2 separate regions of the Homo sapiens genome follow, and region 2 is linked to region 1. A link is an interaction called in ENCODE POLR2A ChIA-PET data of the cell type or tissue named here. Cell type or tissue: OCI-LY7. All regions are shown on one strand. Each heading gives the region's core, and the rest is flanking DNA. Links, peaks and the distances in the headings are about the cores only. Region 1 has its middle 45 kb from the start of LINC02937. Region 2 overlaps AUH (AU RNA binding methylglutaconyl-CoA hydratase).

Region 1 (4,399 bases), core at 111-4,110:
GAAGATCAATGGGGTAAAATTGAGAGTTTGGAAATAAACTCTTACATTTATAGTTAACTTTTTTTTTTTGACAAGGGTACCAAGACAATAAATGGGGGAAAACAGTCTTTTCAACAAATGGTGCTGGAATAGCTGGATATCAATGTGCAAAAGAGTGAAGCTGGATGCTTACCTCACACCATATATAAAAAATTTATCAAAAACATAAATATAAAAGTTAAAACTATAAAACTCTTTGATGAAAACTTTTTATCACCTTGGATCAGGCAGTGGTTTCTTAGATACGACACCAAAAGTACAAGCAATAAAGGAAACAATAAACTGGACTCCACCAGAATAAAAACTTTTATGCTTCCAAGCATACCAACAAGAACATGGAGAAACAACCTACAGAACAGAAAAGATTTGCAAATCATATATCTGTTAAGGGGCTTGTATACAGTATACATAAAGAACATTCACAACTCAATTTTTGTCTGTTTTGCTCAGTTAGAAATGGGCAAAACAGATATATCTCTAAAGACTATATAAATGGCCAACAATTATATGAACATCTGTTCAACATCATTAGGGAATTGCAAATCAAAATCACAATTACAATAAGATACCAGTTCACACTCACTAGATTGGCTATAATCAAAAAGATCAATAACAAATATTGATGAAGATGTGGAAAAATTAGAACCCTATTCATTGCTGGTGGGATTACAAAATGGTACAGCTTGTTGGTTTTGTAGTTTTTCAAAAAGTTAAACATAAAGTTGTCATATGATCCAGTAATTCCATCTGTAGGTATGCCCAAGAGAAATAACATGTACCCACACAAATACTTGTACACACATGTTCATAACAGCATTATTTGTAACAGCCAAAGTGGAAACAATACAAGTATTCATCAATTGATGAGTAGATAACAAAATATGACATATACATACAATGAAGTATTTTCAGTGATAAAAAGGAAAGAAGTACTGAGACACACTACACTGTGGACAAATCTTGAAAATTTTTATGCTAAATGAAAAAAAAACAGATACAAAAGTCTACATATTATATAATTCCATTCATATGAATGTCTCAAATAGGCAAATCCATAGAGACAGAAAGTAGATTAGTGGTTGCCAGGGGCTTGGGGGTGGAGGGAATGGGCAAGGGAGTGACTACTCATGAGTACTAGGCTTGTTGGGAGGCAATGAAAATATTCTGAATTAGCTAGTGGTCATGGCTGTACAACTCTGAATATACTAAAAAACCACTGAATTGTACAATTTAAAGAGTGGCTTTTATGGTATGTGAATTATATCTAGAAAAATAAAATCGCCAAGTTCTATTTTTCCTCAACATTGATTCTAGAGTTCCAAACCCAGAATCCTGATGAGAGGTTATGGAATGGAGTCCAAGAATACAATACCTCTTACAGGTACCAGCAGTTTTGGGAATCCCTGCCCTTGGGTGGGTCTGAGGAATAGACAAGATGAGGTCCCGCTCACAGACATGGCCCCCACTCCACCTCTGCTGCAGGTGACAGAGCACGAGAGGTAGGGCTGGACCAGGGCCGAGATTCGGCTCTTTTCTCTGGTACCATAGCCCCTACGCTGCTCATCACGTTTACATTTGAAGACTAGTTTATCCCCGGGGGAAACTCAAAACAATTTTAAATGTTAGGTATGTCAAGTTTTTCAGGACAGTCAACATATATCTTCCTATCTACACATGCAAGCATTTTTAATACGCATGAAGCACATGTGGGCGTACATAAGCTGCAAGTCTAGGGAAGCAAAGCAAGCACCGAGGGCTTGGAGTTTTGAGGTTACCGAGCCATTCTGAGCCTGGACTAATGAGATCACACCACAACTGAACTCAGAAGTACCAGGGCCATGGATAGTCTAGGATAAACACTCTCTCTGAGTCCTCTCAGAAGAGTGGTTTAGCAATCTCGACTCATACCATGCCTTCCCACAAAGACCAGAGGAAAAGAAAGGAGCTTTTCAGTGTTATTTGCAAGCCAATACTGGTGTTAGGCAAGCATATAACAGAGCCACCGTAGGTATTAAGAACAAATACTCCAATCACATCTTCCAATAATTAGAGTTTCCTTCCACCAAGATGAATGTGAGCTGTCATTTCCTAGCTCTTATGGCGTGTGACACATTTCTTGTACTTACATTTTTAAATAACTCAAATTACAGTCACTCTTACACAAGTTCTAGGCGTCATAAAAAGCATGTTTCAGGAAAGTGTTAATAGACAACTCAAAAGAAATGTTACTCAATGCAGCCGAGGCTATTAGGAGCTCGAACTTCTCTCTCTTGCCAAACAGTTCTTCACTTTCTGTAAACTGCACAAAGGTTTCATTCAACACAGTTTGAAGGCTGAAAGTGAAAGTGACTCAGACTATTTTTGGAAAGGTCAAGAAAGTGCACCTGCCAATTTTCAAATTTCTCTGAAACCTTTTCCTGCAAACATCACCACTAAAGCTACGTAGTCCCTGAGCTGCAACTTGATGATGTGGTGATTTTACTATTTCTCTTGGGAGGTTCAGGTACACACTGTGCCGTGGGTTCATGGGAGACTTTGTTCAGACAGCATTTTACACGACAGTCTGTTTAAATGCTTTAGGGGACCAAAACATCTAAAGGTACCTTGGCAGCAAGATGGGGGAATGAACTGAAGCCTAGGAAGGAAGCCTGGCCTGCCCTTGGCCTGACCACAGCCACCGCAGGGCTAGAGTCCTCCAGTATCTCCTGAGGTGGGGAGCAGGTGGGCCGCTCCATGAAAACCAACTAGATGATGGGAAAATGGACAGCTTTGCTCAGGGCAATCTTCCCACCCTGGCCCCCAAAATTGGTACTATAAACATGGCACTCAAACATGAGAATGATTTCTTAAAATGTTAGAGGAACTAAAACTCCTTAAATTGTAGATTACCTCAAGGGCCAATATAGTTAACCAGACACACCTTAGGCAGATACCTGTTTTCTCTGTCTCTCAAGGCCCAACTCACTAGTGACCAGTATTTGTAAGGAGACCCATCTTTCTCATCTGCTAAATCCATGCCAGTGTTAGAGGCCTGCACCAGTCAGAGTCTGCGCCAGTGCTGGAGGCCTGCAGTCTGCTTTCACTTCACAAAAACCGTCTAAGTTGGAAGAACTGTCCTCTGGTGCCTCTTAACTTCCCGCAGCAATGGCCCTGCCCATGCCTGCCCACTTTCTGCTCTAACACTCCAGAGGCAGTGGGCAGCTTTTGGACCTAGGAGGGTGTAAGTAACTTCCCTGCATAGACTTTAGTCAACATCTCTTGTCTCTGGACAAGCGCAGAGCAACAAGCAGAAGTGGGGAGGTGGGGAGGAGCCCTGCATGGTTTCCCCTCGCCCTGGAAGCCTCTGAAGACCTGTTTCATATTGCAGTTCTACTGGAGGCAGCTACCATGTTTCCCTAGACTTCTCTTTTCCTGAGTGAAGAGCCCAGGTTCTTGTACATGCCTCCAAACCAGCCATGGTTGCGAGACCCACCTTCCCGTCTTCTGAAATATGAAACAAATAAAACACGACCACCACATAAAGCACTTTTATACAGATCACATCCAATGTGACTGGGTCTTCAAAACCATCCTGAACTACTGGATTCTTCTACAAATGAAGAAATGGGCTCAGGGACATGAGGCACTTTGTCCACGGTCTCATCGCTGACTTCGGTGGAGCTGAAACTTGGCCAAAGAGCTCCTGTGTGCTTTACAGAAAACTACAGAGTGAATCTATGACCACCTGAAATTGCAATGCTGAGTACTGAATACAACAATCCAGATGAGTCTGACCAGGGCCAAATAGAGCAACACACCTGTCACCCTTCCCAAAAGCTGTCTGGGACACTCTTGACCCACAGGGAGCACATCTTGCCCCCTTTTTGTTTTTTATTTTATTTTAGAGATGGAGTCTTGCTCTGTCGCCCAGGCTGGAATGCGGTGGCGCGATCTCGGCTCACTGCAAGCTCCACCTCCTGGGTTCACGCCATTCTCCTGCCTCAGCCTCCCGAGTAGCTGGGACTACAGGGGCCCGCCACCATGCCCGGCTAATTTTTGTATTTTTAGTAGAGGCGGGGTTTCACCATGTTAGCCAGGATGGTCTCGATCTCCTGACCTCGTGATCTGCCCACCTCGGCCTCCCAAAGTGCTGGGATTACAGGCCATCTTGCCCCCTTTTTGACAAGCATTGCTATCAAACCATGAGTCTTCACACTTATACTCCAGTTGCTGGTTTTAGGGGGAACTGAGTTGTGAGGACATACACCAATCACTACTAGCATCTTGACAGATCCAAGCATCATTCACATCTACCAAGACTGGCTCCGTGCCCTTGATGGTATAGCCGTTAAACATTGGAACCCAGAACACAGAATGCCCA
Region 2 (4,399 bases), core at 67-4,066, 120 kb after region 1:
ATACAATATGTGGTCTTTTTTTGTCTGTTTTCTTTCATATGGCTTGCTTTTCAGGTTCATGCATGTTATAAGCATGAAGTATTCCACTGTATGAACATATAAACGTTTTGCTTATCCCTTCATCGGATGACAGATATTCATATCATTCCTACTTTTTGGCTACTATGACTAATGCTGATATGGACATTCACTTACAAGTTTTTGGTGGACAAATGTTTTCATTTGTCTTGGATAAAGACAAAGTAGAATTGCTAGGTCATACTGTAAATTTTTGTTTAACTTGGAGAAAAGAAAAAAAAAAAACAAAAACCCTGCCAAGCTGTTTGCCTAGGTTGGCTGCACCATTTCACATTCCTACCAGCAATGCATGAGGGTCTCTGTTTTCCTAGTCACCAACAATTGTCTGTCTTTTTTATTATACCCATTCTAGTGAGTGTGAAGTGGTACCTATAAGGATTTTAATTTGCATTTCCCTAATGACTAATGAGGTTAAACACTTTTCATGTGCTTACTGGCCATTCAAACAGCTGCTCTAGTGAAATGTCCATTCAAATCTTGCTCATTTTTTTAAAATCAGGTAATTTGTTTTCTCCTTATTGAGTTGTAAGTTATAACTTAGATACAAGCCCTTTCTAAAATATATGATTTACAAATATTTTCTTCATTTTTGTGTCTTGCCTTTCACTTTCTTGGTGATTTTTGAAGCACAAATTTTAATTTTGATTAAAATTAATCAAAATTATAAATTTTTATCAGTTGTGCTTTTCTGGTAATATCTAAAAATCAACACTCATTCCTGATTAAATTATCTTAGCAAATTAGGAAGAAAAGGGAATCTTTATAATAAAAAGTAACTGTAAAGTACCTATAGCTAACATAATCTTTAACAGTCAATTACTAAAAGCTTCCTCCCAGGGACCAAGAAAAGAGACAAGGGTGTTCCCTAACACTTTTAAACACTGTAACAGATGTACTAGCGAGTGTGATAAGACCAAAATAAAACTTACAAGGATTGAAAGGTATAATAAAACAGTCATTATTAGCAGATAACTGTATATGAAGAATAGCCTAAAGAATTTTCAAACCATGAAAATAAGTAAATTTAGTAAGGTTGCTGGATATAAGCTCAATATACAAAAATCAACTGTATTTCTATATACTAGCAAAAGAAATTTGAATGTGAAATCTCGAAAAGATATCACTTTCAAAACATCCAAAAATCAAGGAGTGAAAGAATAAATCTAACAAAAGGAACATAAGACCTTGACACAAAAACTGAAAAATCTTACTGAAATAAAGAAGCCCCAAATAAAAGAACACATTACATTCATGTGTTAGAATAGTTCATACTAAAAGATGTAAATTCTCTCCAAATTAATAGATTAAATGTTGTTCCAATAAAAATCCCAATTTTTCTGAAAATTAATAAGATGAAAATGCAAAGTGCCAACAACAGTCAAGATACCGCATAAAGTATTGGTGAAGGTGTAAAGCAATGAGACCTCTGACTTAAGACTGCTAGGAGTAAAACCAGTACAATCATTTTGGAAAGCAATTCCACTCCAAATATACACACTCAACAAAAAATGCATGATGTGTACTAAAAGACATGTACAAGCATAGTCAGGGCAGCACTATTAGAAACAGCTAAAAGCTGGGAACACCTCAAACAACAAGCAAACAGTAGAAGACACAAATTATGAAATATTTCTACAAGGAACAGGACTGCACTACTCCTAGACGAATGGTACAGGCTGAATCCTGCAAATATGTTCAATGGAAGAGATCAGCCTGCAAAATTCCAACTACATAAAGTTTGAAAATAGGCAATATTAGTATTTGGCGATAAAAGTCATAATAATTGCCTATGTCTTTTGGGTGGGAGATGGGTAATGATAAGGAAGGGACATGTGGGACGACTGTGGTGTGCTGGGACTTCATTTTGTAGAAATTTACAGAATTATGTGCTTTTAATTTGTGCAATTTTCTGTATGTCCACATTATACTTCAGTTAAAATTTTTTTTAAGTTTCCTGATTCCATACGCCCTACCCCCTCCAGCTGCCAATTTTTTCCTCCTTTTTACGCCAAACTCTTCAGAAGACCTGCCTCCCATGCTCTCCTCCTATACTGTCTCCAAGCAAGGGAGACAAAAAGAGTAAAAAATAAACATAACAAATTAGTAATCTACATAGAAGGGGATAAATGTTTTGGAGAAAAAGGTGAAGAAAGTACAGACGGGTATTAAAGGTGGTGACCATGTCACAATATTCGATGTCATAAATACCATTCTATTTGAGAATGTATAATAAGCTTTGTGAATGGCAGTATCATAGCCAATGAGGTTTATCTGAGGAGAGATTATTCTAAGAGAAAGTATAATAAGATTCAATAAGATTTCATATGTTCCTTGTATTTCAAGTGTATCTAATAATTTAATACCTGGTTCTCAGACATTTTAAATGAACTTTATATCTCCTGTTACATATTTGTATGTAACTTGCCAGTAATAACTTGTATTGCTTTTGCATTATCTACTGCAAACTCTTTTCATTTAAATATATAGTTGGAAATGTATAATACACTAAGTAGACAACGCATGGAATTGATACATTATTTAACAATTTTGAGAAAACATATATTTTAAACACCACCCACTATAATGGCCCTCTCCTAAAATTTCAGTGTTTTAATAAATTCCTTCTTTTAAATATTCTTTAGGATTAGTATGTATTAAATTTCTATACTTATATTTGCAGTAAACTACTCCAATGAACTTTAGAGAAGTTATGGGAAAACACACTATTCTCTGTTATGCACTGCATGATGTCTAGCTTCCTTGGCCCCCACTAACCATATGTCAATAAAGCTCTTCAACAGCCAAAAACGTCCCTCAAATTCCAAAAGGCTCCACAGTGGGTGTTAACGTCCCCTTGAGATCTAATGCTTTAAGCCAGTGATCTTCAACCTTTTTGTTCCTATTATTGCTAAAAGAATTTTGAAGTATGTGCTCCTTTGAACATTTTTATGCTGACATTTGAAATTTTTCATCTAAGTTTAAGTAGTTTGAAAGATTTCAATGTACTATGAACACTCACATTTTTAAACAAAACTCATATGCCATTTTCAATGAATCCAGTGGAACCTACACTATCAGTGATTTGGTTCTCAAAATCATCCGCATTAAAACATACCGCATTTAAAACAAGCTGGGCGCGGTGGCTCACGCCTGGAATCACAGCACTGTAGGAGGCTGAGGCAGGCAGATCACTTGAGGTCAGGAATTCAAGACCAGCCTGGCCAAAATGGCGACACCCCGACTCTACTAAAAACACAAAAATTAGCCAGGAGTGGTGGCGGGTGCCTGTAATCTCGGCTACTTGGGAGGCTGAGGCAGGAAAATCACTTGAATCCAGGAGGTGGAAGTTGCAGTGAGCCAAAATCGCACCACTGCACTCCAGCCTGGGCAACAGAGCAAGACTGTCTCAAAAAAATAAATAAAACATACAAACAAACCTATCCTTAAAAAGTGTAAACTGAAGAATGAGGAGGTTCATAAACTTGGAAAGGAGAGTTTTATTTCTCATAAATGGTTGCGGCTTGTGCCATACTGACAGGCTGGGGAGCACAGCTTTTGGCCAGAAGCCAGAAACAGACACTTCAAGGGAAAGGCAAAGGGAAGTGGAATTTATGATGAACGAGGTGGCTGAATATACATATTTAACAAGTTCTAAGAGTCATGAATATTATAAAAGGAGAAATGCGTGCGCACAATTGAGCTTCATGCACTTTCATGGGTCATGTACAAAAAATGGGGGCGTGAGCATGGCCCGAGGGCAGAGTTTTCAGCCCTCTGCTGTCAAAGGTGAAGCAGAGGACACAAAAACCCTCACTGTGCATCCTTCGTAGACCTCCCAGAACCACTCTGCGGTTCTCGCTCTCTTATCAGGAAAGAACGCTGGTAAGCAGTTAAAACTACAAAAGGCAGGGGCAGCACCAGGCAGTAGATATCAGCAGTGGAGCAAGTCTTTCCAAAGGGCTGGTTTGTTTAACCTTCAGGAAAGAAAGCCTAATGGCAGTTCTCCAGGGAGGGGGTATTACAAGAGATGTCCGACCTCCCATCCTGTCATGGCTGAGATTTTCCTCGGCCAAAAGGAGGTCACAGTTGTCCAAGTCAGTTGGCTTAGCATTTCATTTTTATTTCTCAATATAAAAAATGTTACATTATCTCCTTTCTTCATTAACTGGTATTTTTGCTCTGCTTTCAATTTTTTTTTTCCTGATATAACTGGTATTTGTGCTTTAAAATATTTTATTTGTCATTCTGTCACATTTCTTTGCAACAAAATGTGTATGCAAATTAAATTAATTTTTATTAAATTCCCTATAAAGTGCCAAGT

What was found. ChIA-PET counts read pairs that join two places held together with the same protein. Peaks named below come from ENCODE experiments on the same cell type or tissue, not always from the same donor. Only the 100,000 strongest peaks of a DNase experiment are listed, where the experiment ranks them.
Region 2: POLR2A ChIA-PET joins it to region 1 with 5 read pairs; 5 of 35 experiments call an interaction of 5 or more read pairs at or near these places.

The regions. Positions count from the first base shown.
Region 1 is chr9:91,205,853-91,210,251 of GRCh38, forward strand. No RefSeq gene overlaps it. Among named protein-coding and RNA genes, the nearest start is that of LINC02937, 45 kb to the left of the region's middle. RefSeq lists an enhancer at 2,565-2,624. In OCI-LY7, for the core only: no CTCF peak of the experiment used is centred there; DNase peaks (open chromatin) are centred at 2,399 and 3,049; H3K4me3 peaks cover 1,664 bases; H3K27ac peaks cover 2,851 bases.
Region 2 is chr9:91,329,014-91,333,412 of GRCh38, forward strand. The region is part of intron 3 of AUH (AU RNA binding methylglutaconyl-CoA hydratase); the gene reads right to left. Among named protein-coding and RNA genes, the nearest start is that of AUH, 31 kb to the right of the region's middle. In OCI-LY7, for the core only: no CTCF peak of the experiment used is centred there; no DNase peak of the experiment used is centred there.